2 separate regions of the Homo sapiens genome follow, and region 1 is linked to region 2. Evidence: chromatin loops called from intact Hi-C (ENCODE). Cell type or tissue: B cell. All regions are shown on one strand. Each heading gives the region's core, and the rest is flanking DNA. Links, peaks and the distances in the headings are about the cores only. Region 1 overlaps SH2B3 (SH2B adaptor protein 3). Region 2 overlaps DRC10 (dynein regulatory complex subunit 10).

What was found. Peaks named below come from ENCODE experiments on the same cell type or tissue, not always from the same donor. Only the 100,000 strongest peaks of a DNase experiment are listed, where the experiment ranks them.
Region 1: it touches region 2 in a loop (8-fold over the local background); 1 of 110 quality-filtered maps calls a loop at or near these places.

What each region holds. Positions count from the first base shown.
Region 1 is chr12:111,427,549-111,442,546 of GRCh38, forward strand. The region is part of intron 2 of SH2B3 (SH2B adaptor protein 3); the gene reads left to right. LOC124903019 (a long non-coding RNA gene) reads right to left here. Exons shown (of 2, transcript XR_007063462.1): 1 at 10,400-14,998; 2 at 4,936-9,536. Among named protein-coding and RNA genes, the nearest start is that of SH2B3, 29 kb to the left of the region's middle. RefSeq lists enhancers at 3,186-3,495, 7,417-7,506, 7,567-7,696, 8,207-8,786, 8,787-9,366 and 2 more. In B cell, for the core only: no CTCF peak of the experiment used is centred there; DNase peaks (open chromatin) are centred at 2,713, 3,363, 7,593, 10,443 and 1 weaker place; H3K4me3 peaks cover 2,455 bases; H3K27ac peaks cover 7,932 bases.
Region 2 is chr12:113,201,497-113,216,494 of GRCh38, forward strand. It overlaps DRC10 (dynein regulatory complex subunit 10), which reads right to left. Exons shown (of 5, transcript NM_001330452.2): 2 at 5,942-6,763. The coding sequence starts at 6,670. Among named protein-coding and RNA genes, the nearest start is that of DRC10, 12 kb to the right of the region's middle. RefSeq lists enhancers at 564-1,455, 3,134-3,203, 6,553-6,682, 6,893-7,202, 7,353-7,512. In B cell, for the core only: no CTCF peak of the experiment used is centred there; a DNase peak (open chromatin) is centred at 6,995; H3K4me3 peaks cover 1,605 bases; H3K27ac peaks cover 3,373 bases.

The DNA.
Region 1 (14,998 bases), core at 2,712-10,711, 1.8 Mb before region 2:
AGAAGCAGCTGCTAGGCTGGAGTAGCTGGCCTTGGGCCCCAGACCTTCCCGGGGAGGTGGGGCTCCCATTTCAAATGGAGCATGCCCAGCCTGCCGGGCCTCAGTTTCCACATATGCCCAGGCATGGATTAGCTGAGATGGTCTTGAAGTCCTGCCAGCCCTGGTGGTTCTGGAGGTTGAGCCTCAGTTTCCCTCATCTGTACAGTGGAGGACATGATGGAGTTCTAGCTGTTGATAAATGCCCTTTAAACCACCATTTATTGGGCTTTCCTTATACAGCAGGCACTTTACTGACCTGGCTTCATTTTATCTTCACAGCAGCCCTGTGAGGGTAGCTGCGCCATTAGGCCCATTTCACAGATGGGGAGACTAGGTCTGAGAGAGCTTAGGTGGCTTTCCCAAGGTCTCACAGCCCCTGTGGCTGAGAGGGGCTTGGAACCTGGGCAGTTGGCTGCCCCTGTGAGCAGTGAGTCCTTAGAAGGACTTACTGTCAGTATTATTGATGGCACTGTTAACTAGGGCCCTGCATGGGTGGGGGCACCTGTTTTGGGCTCTTGGACTAGGAAAAGCTCCTGTGGCCATTTTATCCAATGCCACCATTTTATAGATGCCAACACCGAGGCCTGGAGGGGGCTGGCCAGCGCCCCTCACCTGGCACAGAGGACTCTGCCTGGCACATCCCACCCATGGCCTCTGATGCCCAGCTTGGAGAAGTGGTAGAAGAGGGGCTGGGGGATGCCTCAGGGGGACTTAGCCCTCAGCCCTGAGCCCCCCGCTGCATCACAGGCCTGAGTGCCCAGGAGGCAGTGGTCTGGGTAGGAGTGGCTGCGACTCGGGGGTAAATGTGCTTCAGAGCCATCCCCACTCATCCCCTTTCGAGCCAGGTGTCCCTGGTGTGTGACTTGGCCTTGCTGGGCCTCAGTTTTCTGTAAAATGGGAAGTGTCATGGGGGGCAGGCTACGGTAAGCACTGATAGGGCAGGTGAGGGGCAGCCTCGGGCCCACCCTTCTGGCAGGAGACATTTGGGGCACCCAGAAGCCCTGGAACAAGGCCACTCTGACCTTGATTTTGGGAGCACAAAGTCCCCCCAAGAGATAGCACAGGAGCCCGGGTGTCTGATGAGTGACCCATCCCTTGGGGGCCTCAGTTCCTGGGTGTGCCTGGGTCTGCAGGGGAGGCAGAGGCACAGGTGGGCAGCTCCCTCTGGGTGGGCTGTGACCCTGCCTGGGCACAGGAGGGCCGTGCCCGTCCGTCCTTGCCGTGATTCTTCCAGGTGGCACCGCCCTCACACCTCCTTTACAGAGGAGGAAACTGAGACCCGGGGAGGCCACAGGAGTCGGGCTCTGGGCCCAGAGCCTGGGCGGGGATGCAGGAGCCACCCCCATGCCTCCGGGTGTGGGAAAGGGGAAGCAGAAAGAAAGGGACGTCCGCCGGAGGCCTGGCGGTTTCCTCTCGGGGCAGGAGTGCGAGGAGGAGGAGGAGGAGGAGGAGGAGGAGGAAGAGGAGGAGGAGGAGGAGGAGGGACGGCAGGAAGCCGCCTCGGGCTCTGACAGGCGCGGCCCTGGCCTGCCCCTGCCCTTCTGAGCCTGTGACCCGGGGGAAGGCACTTTGCCCTCCCTGTGCCTCAGTTTACTCAAGTAAAAATAGCTGAATGATGGCTCTGGCCCCAGGATCAACTGAGTGCTGTCTGGGAAGCACCTAGAGCTGTGCCCAACACAGCCAGTGTTCGCTGGGGCCTGCAAGGCTTTGCTGCTGCAGGCATCACTGGCGTTGTCATTTTTATTTATTATTTATTTATTTAGAGACAGAGTCTCGCTCTGTCGCCCAGGTTAGAGCAGAGTGGTGTGATTTTGGCTCACTGCAACCACCGCCTCCAGGGTTCAAGCAATTCTCCTGCCTCAGCCTCCCGAGTAGCTGGGATTACAGGCGCCCACCACCACACTCCGCTAATTTTTCTGTATTATTAGTAGAGACGCGGTTTCGCCATGTTGGCCAGGCTGGTCTCGAACTCCTGACCTCAGGCTGTCCATCTGCCTCGGCCTCCCAAAGTGCTAGGATTACAGGCGTGAGCTACCGCGCCCGGCCCATTTTTATTAATTGGTTTTCATGTGACAGGCACTGTGTCCGCCACATCCCATGGAATCCTTATCACAAACCCCGGAGGTGGGGACAGTGATGAAGCCATTTCACAGCCAAGAAAACTAGGCACAGAGAGGTCCAGAAACTTGCCCGAGGCCCCAGAGCTGGTAGGTGGCCAAGGCAGGAAATGAGAGTCCCTGGTGGGTCTGCCAAGGCCGGGGGGCACCAGGGGCAGGGGGTTTGTGTTTAGGCCCCAGAACAGGCAGAGAGAAAGCACCCACCCTCCACCGTCAGAACGAGCCTGTATCCCGGCAAGCAGGGCAGACTGAGCCCTGGTCTTGGCAGGCAGGCAGAGCTCAGGTCCTGGCGGGCACACAGGCTTAAGAAGCCGGTTTTTTCCTGGGCCCACGTCTCCTGGGGGACCAGCGGCAGAGGCTCCTGGGGTAGGAACGGAGGTCCCATCCTCACTCTGTCCTGGGCTGCCATGTGACCCAGGTAGGTCCCAGTCCTCTCTGAGCTATGAAGTGGGTGCCTGCAGTGGCCTTCTGGGAGTGATGGGGAAGGCGGAGGGGGTTGGGCAGGGCTCCTGCGGCCCCAGCCACACACACTGCCGCCCCATCTGCCCCCTTATTGGGGTTCCATGCAAAATCGTTTTTGAAAAAGTGCTTTGCCGCTTAGAAGAAACCCCCGACCGCGCTGAAACCACGGGGGCAGATGGTATCGGGGCGCTTCCTTTCAGCTCAAATTCTGCGAATCCACAGCCTAGAAAGTGCCCTGAATCCAACAAGGGGGGAGGTAATTAAGTTATTATGGTCCATCCCCACCCCGTCCTGCTTACCAGGCCTGGCTGCTCTTACTGGCTTCTTGGAAGTTGGTGTGGTATTTTTTTGTTTTGTTTGTTTTCGAGGCTGGTATTGAGATGAGACCATTGTGGGGTCAGGGCTGTGGGCTTGGAGGTTCAGGGTCAGGGTCCAGGGGCGAAGGGTGGACGCTGGAGAAGGGCAGATGGACAGGGTCAGGTTCAGATCTTGGCTCTTGTATCCTTGCTGTGTGGCTCTGGGCCAAGAACTTGGCCTCTCTGCGCCTCAGTGGCTCATTACAGAAAATGGGATGCCAGCACTTGCCTTAGTGGGTTGTTTTGAGCCAACTGCAGGCTCAGGGAGTAGCTGGCATGATGTGTTCCTACCCTGAAGGGCAGAAAAAGGGGAAGGAGGCCACCAGATCCCACAGGTGGGTCCCCAGGGTCCCTCCCCGGGATGGGCAGCAGCCTGGCTGCTCCCCACAGCAACCCCTGGCTGGCCCCATTGGCGCTGCTGGAAATCCCCCACCCAGTTCTTTGTGAATGGAAAAGGAAACTGATTGCGCTAGAAGAGGTCTCCGAGTGCCGGCCGGGGGTGGGTGGCGGGGGGGGCTTCCTCTCCCAGTGCAGGAGGGGCCACCTCAGCTTCCTTTCTGGGGCCCCATACCCCCTTTTTCCTATCTCCCCTCTGAGTTGAGGAGGAGGCTGTGGCCCCCGCCCACTGTTTGGCCTCTGGAACCACTGGGTGACAGTGTACATCGGGGCGATTAAGGGCCACCTGGCCTCTGGACCTCCCTCGCTGTGGCTGCTGCCTGGGACCCCCCACCCCATGCCTGACTCGAACCCCAACCTCAGCTCTACACACAGGGGCACCACTGTAGGAGGAGAGAGAAACCTCTCTCTAGGGAACCACCTGGAAGGGGGCCCTGCCCTGTCTTCATCTGGGTACCCCATGTAATCTAGGAAACTGTCTTTAACTTGCCGAGGGCCTCCATGTCTGAGTTCCTAATGTTTTTTATTTTGCTTTTTCAATTAATAAAGCTCATGGCAGAAACTATTTAAAGAAAAAAAAAAACAGTAACAGAAAAACCTCCCACAATCTCACTACCCAGAGAGAACCAGCATTTCCATTTTGGTAGATGTCATTATTGTCATTTTTGTTTTGTTTTTGAGACTGGGGGACACTGCTCTGTCCCCCAGACTAGAGAGCAGTGGCGCCATCTCGGCTCATTGCATCCTCAACCTCCTGGGCTCAAGGTGATCTTCCCACCTTAGCCTCCCAAGTAGCTGGGACTATTTAATGCTGCTATTAGCATAGACATTAGCAGGACACCATGCCCTGCTAATTTTTAAGTTTTTTTGTAGAGACAAACTCTCACTATGTTGCCTAGGCTGGTCTTAAACTCCTAGGCTCAACAGTCCTCCCGCCTAGGTCTCCCAAAGTTCTGGGATTTACAGGCGTGAGCCACCACCACACCCAGCCTCTTCTCTGTCTTTAACTTTGCCTCCGCCTCCAAATTCCAATTCCTTCAGCAATTGCTGGGAAGGGATTACTTTTTGCACAATTCTGTCTGGAGCCCCTTGCAGGCAGGAGCTTGTGGACAAAAGCTTCAGCCTTTGCGGGCCTGGCATTCCTCATACTATTTGGTCACCTGCTTTTTTCACTTTGTGTCCTGAACATTTTTCTGTATTCTTTTTTTTTTTTTTTTCCACCTCCTAGGTTCAAGCGATTCTCGTGCCTCAGGCTCCCGAGTAGCCAGGATTACAGGCATGTGCCACCACGCCCGGCTAATTTTTGTATTTTTAGTAGAGACGGGGTTTCACCATGTTGGCCAGGCTGGTCTCGAACTCCTGACCTCAGGTGAGCTGCCTGCCTCAGCCTCCCAAAGTGCTGGGATTACAGCCACCGCGCCCAGCCCATTTTTAACTTTTTTGCTGGTATAGATGACCCTGGGATGAACACCTTATGTCAGTCTTGGTGCCCACTTCTGATGATTTTCTTCTGCTCAGTTCCTAGAAGGGGAGTGCTGGGTCAAGGCTTTTATGAGCACTTCTGATCCGTTCTTGCTCTCAAAGCTTTATTGAGATATAATTTACAAACCATAAAATTCGCTTGTGTAAAGCGTATAATTCATTGGTTTTTAGTATATTTACAGAGTTGTGCAACCCTCACCATAATCTAATTTTAGAACATTTTCGTCATCAAAAAAGGAAACCTTGTACCCATGAACAGTCACTCCCCATACCTCCCTCCCCAGCCCCTGGCAACCACTCATCTCTTTTCTGTCTCCAGGGATTTACCTATTCTGGACATTTCACATATGTGGAATCAGACTATGCAGCCTTTTGTGTCTGGCTTCCTTCACTTAGCATCATGTTTTCCAGGTTCACCGAAGTTACAGCATGTATTTTGTTCCTTTTTATGGCTGAAAAATACTCCATTGTATGGACTTGCCACATTTTGCTTATTTGTTTATCACTTAATAGACATCAGGTTATCTCCACTTTCTGGCTGTTATGAATAATGCTGCTATGAACATTCGTGGACAAGTTTTTGTGTGGATCTGTGTTTTCATTTCTCTTGGGATACATCTAGGAGTGGAATTGCTGGGGCATACAGTAATTCTATGTTTAATTACATTGGGCTGGGCACGGTGGCTAACGCCAGTAATCCCAGCACTTTGGGGGGCTAAGGCAGGTGGATCACTTGATGTCAGGAGTTTGAGACCAGCCTGGCCAACATGGTGAAACCCTGTCTCTACTAAAAATCAAAAATTAGCTGGGCGTGGTGGTGGATACCTTTAATCCCAGTTACTCAGGAGGCTGAGGCAGAAGAATCACTTGAACCCAGGAGGTGGAGGCTGCAGCGAGCCAAGATCATGCCATTGCACTCCAGCCTGGGAAACAGAGAGAGACTCTGACTCAGAAAAAAAAATGACTATATATAAAATAAATATGACTGCCAACCTGTTTTCTGAAGCAACTGTACCATTTTATATTCCCACCATCATTGCGTGAGAGGACTCCAGTTTCTCCATGTCCTTGCCAATATTTGTTATTGTCTGTCTTCTTGATTGTAGCCATCCCAGCCATCTTAAAGGGTGTGAAGTAGTTTCTCAGTGTGGTGTTTTTTTTGTTTGTTTGTTTTAAACGGGGTCTTGTTCTGTCACCCAGCCTGGAGTGCAGTGCAGTGGAGTGCAGAGGCAGCTCACTGCAGCCTCAAACTCCTGGGCTCAAGTGATCCTCCCACCTCAGCCTCTTGAGTAGCTAGGATTACAGGCACACACCACCACACTCAGCTAATTTTTGTTTTTCACTACACTACGTGATGTGGTTTTTTGTTTTGTTTTGTTTTGTTTTTGTTTTTTGAAGAGCTGGGGTTTCACCATATTTCCCAGGCTGGTCTCGAACACCTGGATTCAAGCAGTCCTCTCACCTCAGCCTCCCAAAATGCTGGGATTACAGGTGTGAGCTACCGGGTTTAGCCTCAGTGTGGTTTTGATATGCATTTCCCCAATGGAAAATGGTGTTGAGCATCTTTTCATCTGCCTAATAGCCATTTCTTATTCTTTTGATACATTATTTTTGAGTAGCCTTCCAGAAAGGTCATACGCATATATCTTCTTGTCACCAGTGGTGCCAGCACTGGGTATTATTTTAAAAACCTTTGCCACCTTCTGGATGAAAAGTGGTTATCTTATCCTAAGTGTGACCATTTCTCTTTGTTAAAAGTTGAGATATGATTCATATACCATAAAATTCACTTGTTTAAATTGTACAATGCATTGGCTTTTAGTATATTTAAACAATTGTGCAATGATCACCACTATCTAATCCAGAACATTTCTATCACCCTAGAAAAAAACCTTGGAGCAGTCAGTCCCCAAACTCCCTGCCTCCAGCCCGTGGCAACCACTGATCTTTCTGTCCCCGTGGATTTCGACTGTTTCTCTTCTGTTCCTTGGTCATACACATTTCTTGTGATTTATCAGGCTATTTACTCAGCATGTTTGTCTCCTGCACTGCTTGCCTTTTTCTTGATTTGTGAACACTACACGGCACGGATATTAGCTCTGTCCCATGTTGCAAATATTTCCCTGGTTTCCGATTTGACTTTTCAATTTTGTTCCTGCATTTCTTGACCTATGGGGGTTTGCAAGTTCCAGGCAGTAAAATCCAGTGATCTTCGCCTTTATGGTTTTATTCTTTGCTTTTTTACCTTAGAAAGGCCTTTCCCCACCCAGGATCAGATAAATAATTATTTAGGTTTTATTCTAGTTCTGTCTTGGTTTCCTTTTTCACTTTTAATTATTTAATCCAGCTGGCTTTTGTTATGGGTGGCTGGTGTGATTTCCTGTTGTTTTGTGATGTCAGTGAGAGGCTGTGTGTCAAGGCCTGTGACATGGTAAACGTTCAGTAAACAGGAGCTAAAATGATAGTAATGAGAGTCCGTGCCGGGTGGAGCTCAGAAGGACATGGGATTCCCGGTGCTGTGCCGTGGCTGGAGGAGGACCTGGCCTGGCTGTGCCAGTTGGCTGGGAGCCCCTCCACCCCAGAAGCCCTTGCTCTCACCTCTTCTTCTGAATCATCGTTCTTCGAAGGCAGGCAGTAGCTACCGTTGTCTGGGGCTTTGGGGATCTTGGTGGTGATGAGTCCCCTCTCCTCTGGTGCACTCTCCCCACCCGAGACGGGCGACAGAGGTTTTTTGTTGTTTCTTAACCACATCTTTTTCCACCCACACCCGGTGCAGAGCAGATGCTTGGCCGGGGCTTCCCCGAGCTGGTCCTGGCTTTGTGGCAGGGGGATGGGCCGTCGGTGCCCCATTCAAGCCTGGGGACCTGGCCCCACTGGTGTGTGCTACAGTAGACCCAGCCCTGGGGCCCCATGATACCCTCGGTGATCGTCACAGATGCGGGGCCTGGCTACAGTCCTCACTGGTGTTTTTTTTGTTTTTGAGAGGGCATCTTGAAGTAGCCCAAGCTGGAGTGCAGTAGCACGATCTCGGCTCACTGCAACCTCCGCCTCCCAGGTTCAGGTGATTCTCGTGCCTCAGCCTCCTGAGTAGCTGGGACTACACATGCACCACCACGCCTGGCTAATTTTTGAATTTTTAGTAGAGGCAGGGTTTCACCATGTTGGCCAGGCTGGTCTCGAACTCCTGACCTCAAGTGATCCGCCCATCTTGACCTCCCAAAGTGCTCGTTACAGGCGTGAACAACCCCCACCCACTGCAGGGAGCCAGGCTTGCCCCCTCCCTGCCAAGGGAGCTGCTTGCTCTCCCTTCTGTCTGGAGGCCAGCACAGCCTGGCACTCGTGGTTTGGGGCGTCCATGGCCTTGTGGTGGCGAGGCGCAGAAGGCGTCACCTGAAAAAGGTGTGGCCAAGGGCAGGGGTGCTGGGCTTAGCCAGGCTGGCCACAGTGGGGGCAGGAAGGATTCCTATGGGGACAGCTGGGAGCAGGATGTGGTCGTGCGAGGCGTGGGCTGACGGCAGCTGGCATGCAGCAGGGGAGGTGTGCTGGGACCAGGCCTGGAGTGGGGTCTGGTGGCCCTGCCGTGTATGGAGCTGAGTGCCGCCCAGAGATGCCATCTTGTCCTCAGAAGTGGCTCAGGCCTGCTGGGGACAGGGCAGGTGGATGGAAGCTGCTGCATGCCCTGTGCCATGTGCTGGTCCGCTGGCTGTCACTGCAGCGCAGCTCCCGGTGCCTGACAGTTGTTTGTCCTTATTTGGCACTTGAGAGCCCAGCGGTTTGGCCAGAATGGTGCCCTGTGCGGAGGGCACAGCTTGAGTGAAGGTGTGGAGGGAAAAGGCCCTGGGGGTGTGGCTCCCCTCCTTCCATCCTGCTCCTTGCAAGGCCCATCCCAGGACATTCCTCCTAGCCAGGTGGGCTGGATGGGGCCTGGACTTCCTGTCCATGTTTTGGGATGAGAGCGCTGGGGAAGGTGCCCACTGCGGGGTAGGGAGTGTAGGGCTTTCCAGGCATCATCCCTCATAAGCCACTGTCCCCAGGCCTTGCGCATAGCCCCACCATAGCCGACTCGAGAGTAGAAGCGTCCCACCATCCTCACAGCAGGCTGCAGGGGCCATGTGTAACTGGCCCCTCCACCCTTGGCCACCTGGTGGAGTCGGCACCCATATCTGAGGAGGGGACCATGTTGCTGCTGGGGACTCTGGGCTGGTCTGGAAGCAGGTGTGGTGGGGGCTGTCTTTCCCTGTGTGAAGGTCTTCCTCTGGGTGTCTGTCGCTGTAGGGAGGCCACTCTAGCATCTGAAAGGGGCTCTGTGTCCTTGCCATCATGATTCTGTCTTGGGGGTGGTTGCTGTCTCTCTGAGAGGGGGCTTTGTGTCTGTGTCCCTGTGATTCTCTGACATGCAGGAGGACCATGATGGGAACTGAGGGGAATTCACTCTGGGTGGGGTTTTAGACAGGTCCCCAAGTCCTGTCTGTCCCAGCATCTCTGGCTAATCACTTCCCCCGCCCCCCTCCCGCCACACACATACACGGGAAAAGCAGGCTGGTGTGTGTCCTGTTGCCCACACCACACTCAGTCACTCAGTGTGAGCTGGGGTGCCACCTGCCTGGAGGGGGGATCTGACTCTGAACAGGGATTCTGTATTTGGGGGTGTCACACTCACCATGTCTGTCTCTGCCTCTACCATCTGACTGGGAGAATTCCTCTCAGGGTTGGGGTGGGCACCAAGCCTTGCTCCCAGTAGGGGCCCAGCCCTGGGTTGGGCCCAGAGGAGGTGCTTGGAGGGTTTACTGGGTGACGGATGGATGAGCACTTGGGTAGGGGCCTGGGACCCCCAAAGCCCTCAGATGTCTGGGAAATAGGGGGATGTTCTGGCTGGGGAGGTTTCTGTTTCTGGCATTGGGGGGCTCTTGCCAGGAAAGGGCTTTTCTGGCAGCCATGTGGCTTTTCTGGAAGCTTCTCCCTTCTCTTTCCTCCTCCCCTGTGGGGAAAGGGCACCTGAGGCAGCAGGGTGCAGACCAAGGGGGGATCTGGCCCATAATGAACAGGGTGGTGGGGGTCTAGGAGCCGCTGCCCTGTGGACTGGGCCCACTGGGCATTCAGGGCAGCAGGCAGGCTCACTTGCAGAAGTCCAAGGAGTGGGTTCCATTATCATCCCCATTTTACAGGTGAGGAAACTGAAGCACAGCAGGCCAAAGTAATTTGCTCAGGGCCCTGCATTTGAAGGGTCTGTGAAGGAGGGGCCAGGCTTGGGGTCCTGGTGGGGGGCATAGCAGAGAAGCGCCCTGTGGCCTGTAGTTCCCACACTGATTCAGTCGCTGGAACTGGCTCATTGCCTTCAGTTTGCCCCCCAAGGAGCTTGGGAAAAGGGGGCTGAGATCACCCATCACACCCCATACCTCCCTCTGCTTCCCAGGCACTTGAGAGCTTGGGGGTCCCAGGTACCTACCCAAGTGCTCATCCATCCATCCACCCGGCAAACCCTCCAAGTACCTCCTCTGGGCCTGCCCCAGGGCTGGGCCTCAGCTGGCAGCAAGGTTTGGTGCCCACCCCAACCCCAAGAGGAACTCTCCCAGTCAGATGGTGGAGGCAGTTGCGTCATCAGGAAACCATGGCCGGTTCGATAAGCTCAGTGCTGAGGGAGAGGCACAGGAATTGCACTAATCATGACTCAGTGGTCAGAGAAGGCTCCCTGGAGGAGAGGAGGTTTTCTCTGCTGGGACATGCAGTTTGGGTCAGGCAGGGCATCACAAATGCAGGGGCTGGGTGGCAGGGGAAGGTGTGGGCGGGAAGGCGGCTGGAGGGAGACCAGGTGTTGGGGGTGCTGGGGCTGGGGGTGGGCAGATGAGGATTGGAGCCCTGGCTCAACTTCGCTATTCCCCATGGCTGGGGCACTGTGTGATTTTGCCTCCCAGAGTCTGTAGCATGGGGGCTCCTGATGGTGCCCTTGCGGGGAGGTCAGGGGGCTGACACACCTGAGCCTGCCTTTCAGCCTGCCCTCTTCCCTGGCCAGCTGGAGGGGCCTTGGGAGGCCCACCCCAGCCCTGAGAGCACTGGCTTGTAGCATCCCTATCACTCATGGTCTTCACTGGGGTGGGGGATGGCAGTAGGGGCAATCATCCCCTATGCCCCCCGTTACCCAGCACAAAGGATGCTTAGCCAGCAAAAGGCTTATGATGAATGTTGAGCACCCACCACCTAGCAGGCACTGGCTCGCGGCCAAGGACACCACGTGAGCAAAGCCAAGTCACGGCAGAGACCTGCATCAAGGAATGCGCAAGACCAGCTCATAGGACAACAGGCAGGGAAGGAAGTGAAGGGGCTTTGCGGCTCAGGATTTAGATACTGTGGTCAGGGAGGGCCTCCCTGAGGAGATGACACTTTGAAAAGCAGTCGTATTTGTGAAGCTGTGGGGGGAGCTGCCTCTCTGAGGGCACAGGCCCCGAGTGCACCTGGCACACTGAAGAAGAGTGGAGGCCAGTGTGGCTGGATCAGAGCGAGGGAGGGAGGCCCAAGAGGCTGAGGAGGTAACAAGGGTCTCTCAGATGAGGACCACAGGGGAGTTTTTGTTTTTGTTTGTTTGTTTGTTTGAGACAGTCTTGCTCTGTTGCCCAGGCTGCAGTGCAGTGCAGTGGCGCAATCTTGGCTTACTGCAGCCTCTGCCTCCCGGGTTCAAGTGATTCTCCTGCGTCAGCCTCCCAAGTAGCTGGGACTACAGGTACCTGCCACCATGCCCGACTAATTTTTGTATTTTTGTATTTTTTTGTGTGAGATGGAGTTTCGCTTTTGTTGCCCAGGCTGGAGTGCAGTGGCACGATCTTGGCTCACCACAACCTCTGCCTCCTGGGTTCAAGCGATTCTCCTGCCTCAGCCTCCCGAGCAGCTGGGATTATAGGCATGTGTCATCACACCTGGCTAATTTTGTATTTTTAGTAGAGACAGAGTTTCTCCATGTTGGTCAGGCTGGTCTCTAACTCCTGACCTCAGGTGATCTGCCTTGCCTCGGCCTCCCAACGTGCTGGGATTACAGGTGTGAGCCACCGCACCTGGCCTAATTTTTGTATTTTTAATAGAGACAGGGTTTCACCATATTGGCCAGGCTGGTCTTGAACTCCTGACCTTGTGATCTGCCCGCCTCGGCCTCCCAAAGTGCTGGGATTACAGGCGTGAGCCACTGCGCCCAGCCGGGAGTTTCTTTTGAGATGAGATTTTGCTCTGTTGTCGAGGCTGGAGTGCAGTGGCACCATCATAGTTCACGGCAGCCTCAACCTCCCTGCTTCAGCCTCCTGTAGCTGCAGGGGAGTTTTGAGCAGAGGAGGGTAGGCTGGAGCAGCATCGTGGGGGTGGAAATAGCTAATTCTGGACAGACTTGGGCGTAGTCTGATGGGACAGATGGCAGTTTTTGATGCTGCCCAACTCCCAGAGGGCCCAGGTGTCACACTGTTTTCCAGCCTGGCTCCTCTCTCCTCACTGGGGGCTCCTTGTGAATACCCCTTTCCCCCAGCAGTTGTCTGGGACTGGAATCCTGGCTGCTCAGCTCCCAGCATCCACCACTTTCTGCCTTTGAGGGATGGGCCGTGCCTCCCCTCCTGCACATCTTCTGTGGCTCCCTGGCATCTGGGGGGAAGATGGGGGACAGAGGCCTCCCTGCCCAGCTCTCTTGACCTCCCTCAGACCCCAGCCAGCTCAGACGCCGGTGGGTTTCAGATCCACCCAGGTCCCATGTTAAAATGCAGATTCCAAACTCCCTTCCAGATGTCCTGTGCCAGAAGGTCATAGAAGCACCCTGTGCTGTGTTCCCTCCCCCTTGGAGGTCTCTTGAGCCTTCTCATCTGTGAAGTAGGTGAAGGCACAGGAGGGCCACGTGAGGCTCACACACACTGCTCCTTGCACGGAGCTGGCCCGGGGCAGGGTGGTGAGGCTTCTCCTTCATAAATCTCACTGTCCATGATGCCCAGGATTGTCCTTTGCTCTGGAACCATGACGTCCTACTTGGTTTCGTCGTGTCCTTGATGGTGTGACGCCCATTTCTGTGACTTCCTCTTGGAAAACTTTTTGAAAAATGTTGCCGGCCTGTGAATTCCACAATCTGGAAACTGCTGGTGGGCCACCCAGGCTCCAATGCCTGGCACACAGCAGATGCTCACTAAAGGGTGGTGTGGGGTCTGTGAGCGTCATTTCCAGCCACAGTCAAGCCCCTGTTGTCTTCTAGCCTGGGGCTGTGCCTTCTGCCCTCTGGGTGTTGGCTCTTGCTATTCCCTTAACCTCCAGTGCCTTTTTCTCCACCATCCCCACTTCGGAGAATATTCAGCAAACGCTACTGCTCCTTTCTCTGTGCTGGGCCAAGACCGAAAGATGGAAAAGGAAGAGGGAGGCCTTCTTGAGCCTCTGGTGCATGGGAGCAGGGGAGTGACAACTCAGGAGGGCTGCCCAGGGAGGGGCCTTCTTGCTCCCAAGTCTCTCTTAAGGCTGAGCTCCTAAGGCCCTGTGCTCCTCCCTGCCTTACCATTCCCCTGAGATCCTTCCATACCCTCTGGGAGCTCTGTTGCACACACTATGCTCATATTCTCAGGGAAGGGTAGTGGCATTATTATCCCACCTTAGAAAATGCAGACTCTTGCTTGAGCCCAGGAGGTCAAGGCTGCAGTGAGCTAGTTTATACTCTATCCTGGGCAACAGAGAGGGACCCTGCCTCAAAAACAAAATACACACATACACACACGTGGAGACTCATTTTGGGAGGCCGAGGCAGAAGGATCACTTGAGCCAGGAGTTTGAGACCAGCCTGGACAACATAGCGAGATCCTATCTCTATCTCTACAAAAAAATAATCAGCCACATGTGGTGGCATGTGTCTGTAATCCCAGCTACCTGGGAGGCCAAGGCAGGAGGCTCACTTGAGCCCCCAGGAGTTTGAGGCTGCAGTGAGCCAGCCTGGGCCACAGAGCAAGACCCTATCTCTTAAAAAAAAAAAAAAAAAATTGGAAACTGAGGCTAGGAGAGGTGAGTCACTTACCTATGGAAGAGAAGGCAGAGTTGGGACTCAAGCACAGGACTAAGTGTCCCAAACCTCAGGGTGGTGGAGTTGCTGCATGGTTCTGTAGCCCTGAGGGATTTCTGGGCAGGATACTGGATGGCTTTTAGCAACTAGGCTCAGTCTTGATGCTGCCCACCCCAGAGAATGGCTGAGACGCACCACGTTTAAGGAGAGTTTGCGAGGTGAGGACCTTCCTCACCTCAATCCCATATTACCTTGGGATGGTAATAAGGTCTATGAAATAGGTCAAAGTCTGGGTAATGCATGGGTTTAATAGGTTTCTCTGCTGCAGGACTTCTCAGAGTCTTTAATGGAGCTAAGCAGCAGCATTCTCTTTCCACAAATGACTGTCCTCTCTCGGAGAATCCTTTGCATTGGCTGCCAGGAAGCTGAGACAAATCTGTGGCAAGAGGGACTCTTGTCTGTGTTGTAGCAGCTGTCTCCCAGCTCTTTCTGGGTGTCTCTAACCTGACTAAAATCATTTTTGGAAGAAGGCAAGGAATTTTTTTTTTTTTAAGACAGGGTCTCACTCTGTCGACCAGTCTAGAGTACAGTGGTGTGATCTCAGCTCACTGCAACCTCTGTCTCCCAGGTTCAAGTGATTCTCCTGCCTCAGCTTCCCAAGTAGGTTAACTTTTTGATACTAGACAGTAAGCTTGGATTAAGTATTTTCCATAATAATGCTCATTCATCCATCCCGGCAGCATCCACTTCAGGTTCTGGGCTGGGGTGAGGGATCAGCCATCCAGGACAGGATCTGGAATTTGCTCTGCGCCTTTTCAGACCCCCTCCCTCTCCTCCTCCAGTAAGAAGGTCAACAGGACCTGCTTACGGGCCCCCTATTACTGAAAGCAAACTGAACCTCCAGTTAGTGTCCTGCCCAAGGTTTCAAAGGTAAGTAAGTGGTAGAGCTAGGGCTCTTCTAACCACCTGCAGAGCTAGGCCCAGGCTGCCAGATGCCTCCTTGAGGGCATAGGTGTGGCAGAGGCGTGGCTGGTGCTGGAGGGTCGACTGAGGCCTGTCCCACTGCTGCTGTACACCGATGAATGTGGGCTCAAAGGCTCTGGGGAAGGTAAGACCACCAGGGAGCTAGTGTGGCCTGGGGGTTCCCG
Region 2 (14,998 bases), core at 3,985-11,984:
GCAGGGGAGGCCCAGCTGGCAGAGACACTTAGTGGGGTGCATGAAGGTGTGCGATGAACACAGGCTGCAGGGATTGCCACCGGGCTCTTTCTTGAGGGCCCATGTCTGGCTTGTCCCCTGCCTTGGGTGGATTCTAGAACAGGAATGGGGGTGGAGGATGAGACAGTTTTGTAAAGAAGCTCTCAAGGCTTCTCACTACACTAGAGTCTCCCTCTGAGCACAGCGGTGCTATGGCTGCTCACGCCACCATCTTGGGCTTGGGTCAGCTGGCAGCAGGCCCGCCGGGCATCTGCTCACTTCCTGCACACTGGGGGCAGGGAGGCAGTGCCTTTGGGGCAAGCCCATCCTGCAGGCAAGGCTTTAGGCACCAGGCGCTGGGAATATGATCGGCAGTCAGAGCTCTCCCTGTAGACTCCCCACACGTGCCTGATTGGTGTCTCCCCTCACTGTACACTGAGGTTCAATGACATGAAATTTGCCCACCTGGCAAAAATGGCATTTGAGCCCAGGTCAGTCCAAGGTGAAGCCCCAAGCTGGTTCTAGCACCTGAATGAGACCAGCAGGGCCACCTGTGTCCCTCTGCCTATTCCTAGATGATGCCCCTCCCACCTTACTAGTAACCTCCCTGCCCGAGGGCTCAGCAGCTGGTCCTCTGTCCACTCAACAAGTATACATCATGCCCCTCTTTTGGACAGGCTCACTGGGGACACAGTGGCAGGCTGAAAGAGACAAGGTCCCCCTTTTCTTGTGGAGGAGCCAGACCCCTCAAGACCACACAAATCACACACACATATGTTATCCACAAAGTCAGGTGAATGTTATCCACAAAGTCAGGTGAATGCTTTAAAGGACAAATTCAGTGAGAAGTGCCCAACCCAGCACCAGGGAGGGGGCTGTGAATAGTTTCCCAGGGCCTTGAACCTTTCATCAGTGGTGGGGGATAGAAACAGAAGGGCCTGTGGCAGTGCAGCCTGGCTACCCCCATGTCTGCTCTCCCCAGAGAGGCTGTGGGGTAGAATGTGGAGCATAACACAGCCCCAGTGACGGGTGGTCGGTCCTTCCTAGCACTTCTCTCTGCTGGGTGTGGCTACAAGATATGCATGGAAGTTCTGTGTGCCACCTCCACACGTGTCCTTAAGGGGCAGAACCAAGCCCTCTCCTCCCCTTTCCTCCTTCCTGCTGGCTAGACTGGGGGCCACATGATGGGGAAAGCTGGAGCAGCCATCTTGGCCCACAAGCAGAAGTCCCATGTTGGGGACAGCAGGGAAGTCACATAGAAGAAACCAGACCTCTGACAAGTTGGGGAGCAGAGATGCCACACCAGCTCCGGTGTTTCCACTACAGAGAAATACACTGCCATCTTGACTAAGCCACAGCTATTTTGGGTGTCTCTGTTATAGCAGCCAAATCTGTACTCATACACCATCTCACAGGGTTTTTGTAAAGATTTAGAGAGAAAATGTATGTTAAACTAAATACACTGTATGTGTGCAATATGACAATTATTATTAGGGTTTGGGATCATGCTACTGTTTCCCTTTTTTTTTTGAGACAGGGTCTTGCTCTGCAGCCAGGCTGGAGTACAGTGGTGCGATCTCAGCTCCCTGCAACCTCTGCCTTCTGGGCGCAAGTGATCCTCCCACCTCAGCTTCCTGAGTAGCTGGGACTACAGGTGCATACCACCACGCCCAGCTAATTTTGTCTTTTACGTAGAGACAGGGTTTTGCCGTGTTGCCCAGGCTGGTCTCAAACTCCTGAGCTCAAGTGATCCACCTGCCTTGGCCTCCCAAAGTGTTGGGATTACAGGCGTGAGCCACCACACCGCCATTTCCCTTCTTAACAATTCTTCTAACTGGTGTGGTATGCCTATAATCCTAGCTACTCAGGAGGCTGAGGCTGGAGGATCCCTTGAAGCTAGGAGTTTAAGACCAGCCTGGGTAACAGAGTAAGACCCCTCCCCTCCCCTCCCCACCCCTTCCCTTCCCTTCCCTTTCATTGAGACAGAGTCTCACTCTGTCGCACAGGCTGGAGTATGATGGTGCAATCTAGGCTCACTGCAATCTCCACTTCCTGGGTTCAAGCAATTCTTGTGCCTCAGCCTCCCGAGTAGCTGAGATTATAGGTGCACGCCACCACACCCAGCTAATTTTTATATTATGAGTAGAGATGGGGTTTCACCATGTTGGTCAGGCTGGTCTCGAACTCCTGACCTTAGGTGATCTGCCTGCCTCAGCCTCCCAAAGTGCTGGGATTACAGGCATGAGCCACTGTGCCCAGCTAATTTTTTTTTTTTTTTTTTTTTTTTTGTAGAGATGGGGTTTCACCCTGTTGCCCAGGCTGGTCTTGAACTCTTGACCTCAAGTGATCCATCTGCCTTGGCTTCCCAAAGTGCTGGGATTATAGGTGTGAGCCACTACTTCCAGCCAGACACCCCATCTCTAAAAAAAGAAAAAAAATTAATTAGGCAGGCATGGTGGCATGTGCCTGTAGTCACAGCTACTTGGGAGGCTGAGGCAGGGAGATTGCTTGAGCCCAGGAGTTCGAAACCAGCCTGGGCAACATAGCGAGACCCTGTCTCTACAAAAATGTAAAAAATTAGCCAAGAGTGGTGGCGCATGCCTGTAGTTTCAGCTACTCAAAAGGCTAAGGCAGGAGAATCGCCCAGGAGGTCAAGGCCGCAGTGAGCTATGAACGTGCCAATGCACTCAAGCCTGGGTGACAGAGCAAGATCTTGTCTCTAAAACTAAAAACTTCTAGAAACCAAATTCCTTGATTAGGCCTCAAAGGCCCTGTGTGATCTGTCTCCTTCCCCTGCTTTCCCAGCCCATCTTTGTCCCTTCCCTCTAGCTCACTGGCATTCTCTGGGTTTCTGAACTAGCCAGGCTTATTCTTGTCTCATTACTGAGGTGCACTCTACCCTCCACCTGGAACAGGGGTTGGCAAACTATGGCCCACAGGCCGAATCCAGCCAGCCACTTGTATTTGTAAGTAAAGTTTTGTTGGAACACAGCCCATTCATTTACATATTGTTTGTGGCTGCTTTTCCCCTATAACAGCAAAGCTGAGTTGAGTAATTGCAACAGACCATCTGGCCCACAAAGCCTAATGTTTTTACTATCTGGCCCTTTGTAGAAAAAGTTGGGGCCAGGTGCGGTGGCTCACACATGTAATTCCAGCACTTTGGGAGGCTGAGGTGGGAGGTGGGAGGATCACTTGAGACCAGGAATTCAAGAACAGCCTGGCCAAAATGGCAAAACTCTGTCTCTACTAAAAGATACAAAAATTAGCCAGGCGTGGTGGCACATGCCTGTAATCCCAGCTACTCAGGAGGCTGAGGCACAAGAATCACTTGAACCTGGGAGGTGAAGGCTGCAGTAAGCTGAGATCATGCCATTATACTCCAGCTTGGGCATAGAGTAAGACTGTCTCAAAAAAAAAAAAATAGTTCGCTGATCCCTAGCTTGGAAGGTTCTTCCTCACTGCACTTGCCTGGTTCACGCCCTCGCATTCTTCATATCTTGGCTTCAATGTCCCTGACCTTTTGGTGTTAAGTTCTCCTGTAACACTCCCTTTGAGAAGTACATTGTACTTCTCAAAACTGTAATTAAATGAATTCTTTAATTCCTACCTTCCTTACTGTGAACTCCATGAGGCTGGAACCACATGGGCTTATTTATAAGACCTGGCACCTAGTAAGTACTTACAATAATTTGTGGAGTAAATGAATTTTTTTTTAAAAAAAAAAAGCTACTTAGGCCAGGCGCAGTGGCTCACGCCTATAATCCCAGCACTTTGGGAGGCCAAGGCGGGCAGATCACTTAGGGTCAGGAGTTCAAGACCAGCCTGGCCAACACGGTGAAACCCCATCTCTACTAAAAATAAAAAAATTAGCTGGGCATTGTGGCGGGCACCTGTAGTCCCAGAGACTCGGGAGGCTGAGCCAGAAGAATTGCTTGAACCCAGGATGTAGAAAATGAAATAGAGGTTCCTCTTCAAAGGGACTTTCCTCCCAGTCTAATTCAGAATAGGTAGTAACCTCTCTTAGAACCAAAATTTACTCGAAGACCTGTGTTAATATTCTTCAATTCTGCTAGCTGTAATAAAGAAATCAGGCCGGGCGCGGTGGCTCATGCCAGTAATCCCAGCACTTTGGGAGGCCGAGGCGGGTGGATCATGAGGTCAGGAGATCGAGACCATCCTGGCTAACAAGGTGAAACCCCGTCTCTACTAAAAATACAAAAAATTAGCCGGGCGCGGTGGCGGGCGCCTGTAGTCCCAGCTACTCGGGAGGCTGAGGCAGGAGAATGGCGTGAACCCGGGAAGCGGAGCTTGCAGTGAGCCGAGATTGCGCCACTGCAGTCCGCAGTCCGGCTTCCGGCCTGGGCGACAGAGCGAGACTCCGTCTCAAAAAAAAAAAAAAAAAAAAAAGAAATCAATAGGCCGGGCGTGGTGACTCACGCCTGTAATCCCAGCACTTTGGGGGGCAGAGGTGGGCGGATCACGAGGTCAGGAGATCGAGACTATCCTGGCTAACACGGTGAAACCCCATCTCTACTAAAAATACAAAAAAAAAATTAGCTGGGTATGGTGGTGGGCACCTGTAGTCCCAGCTACTCGGGAGGCTGAGGCAGGAGAATGGTGTGACCCTGGAGGCGGAGCTTGCAGTGAGCTGATATCACACCACTGCACTCCAGCCTGGGTGACAGAGCAAGACTCCGCCTCAAAAAAAAAAAAAAAAAAGAAATCAATATACTCTGTTCTTAGCTCCCACATTTTAGCTTAGATATTTGCCTTGGCATACCTGAACCGGTCCAAGCAAGCATTAGGTCATAGCCTATTCCTCTTCCTTATTTGGAGGTGTTTTTGCCTCTCTCAGCATTCCAGGAGTTACTTGCTCTCTTCCTTTGTTTCCCTCTGCCTTTGCCTCTTTTGGGAAGTTCTAAATTGCTAGCCAATCGGGTTGAGTACAGAATGTGAGGTCCTGTTCCAGCCAATGGAAACTGGACACAGCAGTAGGGTGGATGCGTCAGGTTATAAATGACCCCGTCTCTTTTGTTCATGTGTGCTCTTGTGGCAAGACTGCTAGCAAGCAGCACCCTTTCTGCAGAGAGTAAACTAGCCTTGCTGAGAGATCCTTTGTCTCAGTGTTGATTTTGGCGACACCGAGCACCCATTCCCAACACAGGAGGCGGAGGTTGCAGTGAATCAAGATGTTGCCACTGCACTTTAGCCTGGGTGACACAGCAAGACTCCATCTTAAAAAAAAAAAAATCACTGGGGAGGCCGGGCATAGTGGCTCATGCCTGTAACCCCAGCACTTTGGGAGGCCAAGGCGGAAGGATCTCTTGAACCCAGAAGTTCGAGACCAACCTGGGCAACGTAGCAAGAGCCCATCTTTACAAACAATCAAAAAATTAGCCAGGCATGGTGACACACACCTGTAGTCTCAGCTACTTGGGAGGGTGAGATGGGAGGATTGCTTAAGCCTGAGAGATGGAGGCTGCAGTGTGCTGTGATCATGCCACTGCACTCTAGCCTGGGCAACAGAGTGAGACCCTGTCTCAAAAAAATCAGTCAATCAATTGGCCAGGCGCAGTGGCCAGCACTTTGGGAGGCCAAAGCAGGAGGATCACTTGAGGTCAGGAGTTCTAGACCAGCCTGGCCAACATGGCGAAAACCTGTCTCTACTAAAAATACAAAAATTAGCCGGGCGTGGTGGCATACGCCTGTAATCCCAACTACTTGGGAGGCTGTGGTGGGAGAATCGCTTGAACCTGGGAGGCAGAGGTTGCAGTGAGTCGAGATTACACCACTGCACTCTAGTCTGGACAACAGAGCGAGACTCCATCTTAAAAAAAAAATCAATCATTGAGGAAAAACCCAACCAACAAAAGATTTGTGTGGCTTCTTCAGTAATTTCAGCAATACTATGAAACAATACCTCTGCATTCCTGTTCTTCATTCTCTCCGCCAATTCCTTTTCAAGAGTATCAATGATTTGTTGGTTATTACTATTCTGTCTACTGATATCCTGTAAGAACTGGGCCTTATCCCTCGCTTCCATGGGACTAGTGAGTAGTTTTTCAAACAGGAAACCACGGAGCTCTATCAGGCTGTCAATAAAATTCTGGGCTTCTGCACTTCTACCCTGTGTCTGCATCTGCAGGAGCCTAGCAGCCTGGGGGTTGCTGAGCAAGAGTCTAAGGACGTTCTTGGTGGAGTCTTTGATCTGCTGCATAAGTGGTGAGAGGCTGGATTTCTGCAGCTCTATGGAAAGGAGGCGGTCTCTGAGCCACCCTTCCTCCTCAGCCTCTTTCTGCTCCTGCAATTGCCTTTCTTTCTCTTTCAGGCACCTGACGTTTTCAAGGAGGACCTGGCAGAGATCCTCATGCTCTCTCACTGCCCTCATGACGTCCTCCCCCAGCATCCCCTCCATATCCTCTCTGTTGGATGCCACATACGACAGCAAGGTCACCAGCTCCACCTTGTAGATCGCCTCATCCAGGATGGACATGATCCTTTTGGCCTCAATGGTGGTGAGTTTGGTCCTAGAGAGAACCAAGGGTTTTAGTGGATCAGCTGGCCTTTTAGATGGGTCTGTCTTTGGCCCTATTCTGTTGATGGCAGGGGCCTGATACAAAGGGGCCATGGCGAGAATGTCTAAAGCCATCTTGTGAGCAGCCCTCTGTGCCTCTGTAGGTCCACAGAGATGGAGACTTCGGTAGACTACTTGGGTCTCGTGCTTTTATTGTCTCTGGCCATCCTGCAAAATGAAGAAGTAGGTGTGAGTGCAGCTGTGCTGACATCTGTGTGGTTAGTGTGGCTGCAGAAACCACAACTGTTGACATCAAGAGTTCATCTTAGGTCCTCTGTCGCTTTTACACAGAACCTTTCACTGGAAGCAGTTTTCAGCTTTGTGAGGGTGTTAGGGCCACAAGGGCAGGAAGACCAAGTGTGGAGGCATCTCAGGCACATGTGTCAGGCGGGGACCAGCCAGGCATACAGACAGCATTCTAAGGATTTAAAACCAGAGACTGGTTACATCAGTGATGGGAGAGTTGAGAGGCCAACCAGGGGAAGACAAAGCCATCCCGCAATTGTCAATGGCAGGAAGCCACCACATGAAGAGATGGTGAGCCTGGGGCCCAGGGTCACCCAGGGGAAGTTTGAACCACAGCCATCAGTTCCCAGAGGAGCTAGAGACATTGCCGGAAATGCAGATTAAAGAAGGGTGGCGGTGGGGGAGGAGAAATACCCTGGTTTCTTTCTACTGCCCTTGGCCAAAACCAGCAGGAAACCAACTGACAAGCAGCCTGGGCGACGGAACCACAGGCCTCAGCCTATGTCTGAGCAGGACAGGGACAGGGCAGAATGCAGTGTAAGACTAACAGGACTAGGAATGGCACATTTTCACTGATTTTAAAGTTTTTTGGTTTGTTTGTTTATTTGTTTTGAGACAGAGTCTTGCTCTGTCGCCCAGGCTGCAGTGCAGTGCCATGATCTCGGCTCACTGCAACCTCTGCCTCCTGGGTTCAAGTGATTCTCCTGCCTCAGCCTCCTGAGCAGCTGGGACTACAGGTGCACACCACCACGCCTGGCTAATCTTTGTATTTTTAGTAGAGACAGGGTTTTGCCATGTTTGCCAGGCTGTTCTCAATCCACCTGCCTTTGCCTCCCAAAGTGCTGGGATTACAGGCCTGAGCCACCACGCCTGGCCATTTTTAAGTACTGATTTTAAAAATTGGTGGGTGAAATATAACTTTGAAATACAATTTAAAAAACTGTTTCACTAAATGTAATGTTGTATTCTGGATTGGGTTCTGGAGTGGAAAAAGGACATTAGTGGAACTGGAGAAATCCAAATCCAAATCCAAATCTAGTCTAAAGTTTAGTTAATAGCATTGTACCAACATTAATTTTGTAGGCGCTCTGTTACCCTGGCTGGAGTGCAATAGTGTGACCATGGCTCACTCCAGCCTCGACCTACTGGGCTCAAGTGATCCTCCTGTCTCAGCCTCTCAAGTAGCTAGGACTATAGGTGCTCGATGCCTAGCTAATTTTTTAACTTTTTATAGAGATGAGCTCCACTATGTTGCCCAGACTGATCTTGAACTCCTAGGCTCAAGCAATCCTCCCACCTTAGCCTCCCAGTGCTGGGAATACAGACAGGAGCCACCGTGCCGGGCCTAATTTTGTGGTTTTGACAAACACATCAAGGTTATCTAAGATGTTAACATTAGGGGGAGCAGAATGGAGGGCATACGGGAACTCTCTGTACTATCTTTGCAACTTTTCTATAAATCTACAATTATTACAAAGTAAAAAGTTTAGTTAAAAGACTATTTCAGGCCAGGCATGGTAGCTCACACCTGTAATCACAGCACTGTGGGAGGCCGAGGGAGGTGGATCATCTGAGGTCAGGAGTTCAAGACAAGCCTGGCCAACATGGCGAAACCCCGTCTCTAATAAAAATACGAGAGAATGCCAGGCATGGTGGTACGCACCTGTTACTCAGGTTAACCCCAGTTACTCAGGAGGCTGAGGCATGAGAATCTCTTGAACCTAGGAGGCGGAGGTTGCAGTAAGCCAAGTTTGCATCACTGTACTCCGGCCTGGGCAACAGAATGAGACTCTGTTTCAAAAGATAGATAGACAAATAAATAACTGTTTCAGAAAAATCTATAGGGCAATCAGAGATCAGTAATTTATATTGCTTTCATAGTACAATGGCTAAAAGTACTAGCTTTGCACAGCCCCACTTGGGTTCAAATCCTTGCTGGGGGTCTCTGGGCTGGTCATTTAATCCTCCAGAGCTTGGGCTTCCTCAGCTGTAAAACAAGAGTCCTCAGGATGAATGAGAAGCCTGCACGCTGTAAAAAATGTTCAATAAATAACTAATAGCACTAACCCAGGAAAACGAAAATCCCAAGTCCAGGACTTTAATGATTTCTGATGCAATTGCTGAACGAACACCTACTGCCTTGGCCAAGCACAGGGGCTCACGCCTGTAATCCTAGCACTTTGGGAGGTTGAAGTGGGAGGATCGCTTGAGCCCAGGAGTTCAAGACCAGCCCAGGCAACATAGCAAGTCCCCATCTCTTAAAAAAGAAAAAAAGAAAAAAAAAAAAAAAAGAACACCTACTGCCCAGGATGTCTGCTCACCCCCCAACACCATGTCTCAGATGGACACCCCCCATAACATCCCCATCCCTCACCCTGATTCTTCTTCATCTCTTCCCCCTTATCCTGTTCGTTCTCCAGGTTAAGTATCACCATCTGACATCCCTATATGCACCTGTTTATTTGTTTATTGTCTGTCTTTCCCCCTCTCCTAAGAAGTAAGCACCAATGAAAGCTGTAAGTTACTACTTACAGGTTACCTGTGCCACTTTTATTTTCATATTGTCTGTAGATGTGAGAAATGTTTTGAAGAAAGAATCATTAGGACTTGAGTGAAAGAGTTTTGAGTTTGGGTGACTGGTAGAGAAAGATGGGGCCCTTAAGAAACTATGGCAGAAATTGGGAGAGGAGAGGACATTTGGAGGGGAGGACAATGAGCTCACTTTTAAACTCATTGAGCTCTAGCTGCCATACTGCAGTGGACAATGGTGTCTTGGCCTTCCCATTATCCAGGGAGTGCAGTGGCACGATCATGGCTCACTGCAACCTCGACTTCCTGGGCTCAAACAGTCCTCCTGCCTCATGCTCCCGAGTAGCTGATACTACAGGCACGTGCCACCATTCCCAGCTAATTATTGTATTTTTATTTTTGTAGATATAGGGTCTTGCTATGTTGCCCAGGAGAAGGAAGTGACACTTGAAGCCACAAAAGATAACTTCAACTCACCAAACCAAAGAACACACCAAGAGAATGGCAGGGAATCAAAGAAACACCCAAAGTGACTAAGAACGAAAAAGAAAGGCAGGCCAGATCAGGTGCTAAGGATGTTTAGTTCCTTGGCAAGGCAGAATGTATTCAATATCAGGCCAGGTATCATGGTTCACGCCCGTAATCCCAACACTTTGGGAGGCTGAGGCAGGAGGATTTGTTGAGCCCAGGAGTTTGAGGATGCAGTGAGCTATGATCAGGCCACTGCATTCCAGCCTGAGCAACAGAGTGAGATCTTGTCTCTTAAAAAAACAAAAAAACAAAAAACAAACCAGAAGCCCCTTTGGGAGCAGAGGATTGGGAATTATCTTCAATCACTTTGATTCACACACACTTCCTGCTCCCTAATGAATCTCATGAGATCCTTTGAGGCTTTTCCTGAAGACAAAGTTTTAGGAGGCTGGGCATGGTGGCTCACAGCTGCAATCCAAGCACTTTGGGAGGCCAAGGAGGGAAGATTCCTTGAGCCCAGGAGTTCAAGATCAGCATGGGCAACAAAATGAGACCTCTACAAAAAGTTAAAAAAAAAATTAGCCTGTCATGGTGGCAGGTGCCTGTAGTCCCCGCTATTTGGGGAGCTGAGGCAGGAGGATTGCTTGAGCCAGGGAGGTTGAGGCTACAGTGAGCCATGATCGCACCACTGCACTCCAGCCTGGGTGACAGAGCGAGATCCTATCTCTCCTCTTTTTTTTTTTTTTTTTTAAGCTGGAGTTTTGCTGTTGTCACCCAGGCTGGAGTGCAATGGTGTGATTTGGGCTCACTGCAACCTCTGCCTCCCAGGTACAAGCAGTCTCCTGTCTCAGCCTCCCAAGTAGCTGGGATTACAGGCGTGCACCACCACGCTAGCCTAATTTTGTATTTTTAATAGAGACAGGGTTTCATCATGTTGGCCAGTCTGGTCTCAAACTCCTGACCTCAGGTGATCTGCCCACCTTGGCCTCCCAAAGTGGTGGGATTACAGGCGTGAGCCACCATGCCCAGCCTAGATCCTATCTTGTAAGTGAAAAAAAAGTTTTAGGGACAGCCATGGAGATTTCTCAGGCTCTCTGAGGATGAAGGATCTTTGCCCATGGCTACAGGATGAATGTGAACAAGGTAGTTAATGAATGCAGTCCTCTCCATTGTACCCCAAAGCTCTCAGGCATAAATCAAAATGCCTGAATTCTTCAGAGAGTGCGGCTGGAAACGCAACGTTACATGAAATGTTTCCAATTTGCTTTCAGCCAAATTACCTCTTTTGCTTTAAAGGGCAAACTTGTTTTCTTTGATTATGATGACACCCATCATTTCTTGACAGCTCATTTGGGTGAACAAGATAAAGCCCGTGGAACTAGGATTGAGGGGAAATGCATCTGACTCTGACGACAAAAATGACTGGAGAATCTCTTTTCCTTGAATCCTAATATGATCATTTCATGTCCTTTTTAATGCCACCAACCTTAATATTTAAATCATTTCCAACTTAAGCATCTCCGTTTAAAATTCCTGCCCTGAGAGTGAAGCAAATTGTTAATGGATGGGAAACTTTAATTGGATATTCCCTTTATTTGTCATTAATTCTGCTGATGAACTTTATAAATGGAAATATATCTTTATCATGCAAATTATACCTCGTCTTCATTCAAACAGGCTTGTTGGATATTTTATTAATTTTGCTCTTAGAATATTTTGAGGAAAAAAAAGATTTGAACTAAATTATATATTTTTTCCCCCTGGAGAGAAGGAAAAAACCCAACACTTAACAACTACCCTACAAATCCAAACTGGCAAGTGGAAAAGTCAGAGGGTGCTAAAAAAAAAAAAAAAAAAAAAAAAAAAACCAAAACAACTGGAGTGTGGGAAATGGATTTCTCTCTCTCTTTTTAAATTCACTCTTAATTTAGGTTCGGGTTACATGTGCAGGTTTGTTATATAGGTAAATTTCATGTCATGGGGGTTTGGTGTACAGATTATTTCATCACCCAGGTAATAAGCATAGTACCTGATAGGTAGTTTTTCCATCCTCATCCGGATCTCATTTTAAGGAATACCATTTTAACATTAGCTAAGTAAGTTCTTGAGAACTTACTGTGTAGCAGACACTGTTCTGAATGCTATATACGAATTAATTCCTTTAATCCTTGCAACAACCCTATGAGGTAGGTGCTATTATTACCTCTATTTCACAGATGAAGAAAGGGAGACAGAGAGAGAGGTTAGATGATTCTAGTTAGTTTACAGCTAGGAAGTGACAGGGCCTGCACCCCATCAGCACTATTCTGTCCAGTCTCTTGATTTTAAGATTGACTTCTGGCCGGGCGCAGTGGCCCACGCCTGTAATGCCACCACTTTGGGAGGCTAAGGCAGGTTGATCACTTGAGGTCAGGAGTTTGAGACCAACCTGGCCAACATGGTGAAACCCTGTCCCTACTAAAAATACAAAAATTAGCTGGGCATGGTGGTGGGCACCTGTGGAGGCTGAGGCGGGAGAATTGCTTGAACCTGGGAGGTGGAGGTTGCAGTGAGCCGAGATTGCAGCACTGCACTCCAGCCTGGGTGACACAGTGAGACTCTGTCTCAAAAAAAACAAAAACAAAAAACAAAAAAACCAAGGTCTTGCTATGTTGCCCAGGCTGGTCTTGAACTCCTGGGCTCAAGAGGAATTTTCTTTTTAGCCTCAGAAAGATCTCACTACCCTCCAAACCTCTAGCTTTCTTCCGAACTCTGTATGTTTTATCTGAGGCTTTCAAGTCTAGGGAGGGGGAAAGTGAGGGGCTAGAAAGAAGCAACAGATTCATGATGAAACCTGCTATCCCAACCAACTACTATACAGTAGGTGCTCAATAAAGAAATCACTGTTGCGGTTGGGCTCAGTGGCTCACACCTGTAATTCCAGCACTGTGGGAGGCCGAGGCAGGTGGATCACCTGAGGTCAGGAGTTTGAGACCAGCCTGGGCAATATGGCGAAACATCTCTACTAAAAATACAAAAATTAGCCGGGTGTGGTGAAACATGCCTGTAATCCCAACTACTTGGGAGGCTGAGGCAGGAGAATCACTTGAACCAGGGAAATGGAAGTTGCAGTGAGCTGAGATCGCACCACTGCACACTCCAGCCTGGGTGACAGCGTGAGACTCCGTCTCAAAAAAAAAAAAAAAAAAAAAGAGAAAAAAAGAGAAAAGAAAAAGAAATCACTGTTGAATAAATGAGATGGCAAACCCAGATTTACCAACAGGCTTGTCTCCTCACTGGGAGATGCTGGCATAATAGGATAATGTTGTTTTGCAAAATATATATGTCCTGAATTGGAGCCAGAAAAGAGAGTCATATTTTCATGATAGAACTGTAGGCCAACAATTGGCCTATGAATTCTTTTGCATCCCTTTACTCAGGGCTTGGAATTTTTTAAACAAAAGTTTTAAATGTAATGAATTTTTTACTTTTTCATAGTTGAGTGGTTTTTTTTTTCTTTCTGTGACTAATTTTGAACTATTACCCAATCCTCCTCTCTTGTTCTTTTTGAGAACCTGTGTTTTATGGTTTACAACTGGTCTGTAAAAGATTCCCAGGCTAGGGCTGCAGCAATGAATGCTGGAGGTATTGACAGTTGGGACCCTGTTTGTAATGCTGGCTGGGTGGCTGCAGGCTCCAGGATTATCTGGTGCTTTGGAGACAGAGGACATGGGATAGTGACTCAGATTGGGAGGGAACATGCCCCCCGGGACAGATTTCTATGTTGCTGGTTATGATGAAATACTTTCCACTGACCACAAGCTATATAGCCTTGGGCAAGTCCACTTGATCTTCTGGGCTTTCATTTCCTCATTACTGAAGTGGAAACGAAAAACACATTTGGAATGCAATTCCAGTGTCTCACCACTTCCTGGCTGTGTGGCTTTGGGTAAGTCGATTAACCTCTCTAAGCCTTGACGTTCTACCTGTGAAATGGGACACAGCACTGTTGAGGGAATGAAATGAAATCCTTGCTCAAAAGTGTTACGCTTTTATGACTTTTAGTACTACTTCAAAAATTATGTTAATATCAACACTTTAATGTTTCTTAAAATAGATGTGCTTTTCCACAAAATAATATGGTATATGTTTTTGTATCAAAGGCTTTATAAAAAGTCAAAACAGAAGCAGTTTTTACTCCTTTTTACTATTTTGTTTTTAATTTTGCTGGTTTCTGCATTATTCATGTTCTCCTGTTAGTGACCGAAGAAGACCAAGTTCCCTTAAATCACTCCCCATTGTCCAGTCTCCCCTCCTTATCAATCAGTTCATCAGGAATTTTAATTCCTCTTTTGGTTACAGTGTCACTTTAGAAATGCTTATTTCTGGTTATATCTAAGTGTAGACAGCATCACTTTGGCAGTTTCAGACAGAAGGAAGAATTTCCTAGTAGTGAATTTAGATTATTCTATAATCAACTTCTCCAACTTGAAAAAAATATTTAACTACTACACACCTATTAGAATGGACAAAATCTAGAACACCGACAACTCCAAATGCTGGTGAGGATGTGAAGCAGAAACTCTGTCATTGCTGGTGGGAATGCAACATGGTGCGGCCACTTGGGAAGACAGTTGTTTTCTTACAAATTTAAACCTGCTCTTACTGTACGATCCAGTAATTGCACTCCTTGGTGTTTACCCAAAGGAGTTGAAAACTCATGTGCACACAAAAACCTGCACACACAAAAAGCTTATGGATATTTATAGCAGCTTCATTCACAACTGCCAAAATTTGGAAGCAACCAAGATGTCCTTCAGGAGCTGAGTAGATAAACAGTGGGGCATCCCGACAATGGAATACAGGATTATTCAGTGTTAAAAAGAAATGAGCTGTCAAGCCACGAAAAGACATGGAAGAAACTTAAATGCATATCACTAAGTGAAAGAAGCCAATCTGAAGAAGCTGCATATGGTATCACTCCAACTATATGACATTCTGGCAAAGGCAAAACTATGGAGATAGTAAAAAGATCAGTGTTGTCTAAGGGCTGGGGGAAGGGAGGGATGAATAGGCAGAACAGGGAGGATTTTTAGGGCAGTGAAAATACTATGTACCTTACTACAATGATGGATACCATCATTATACATTTGTCCAAATTCACAGAATGTACAACAC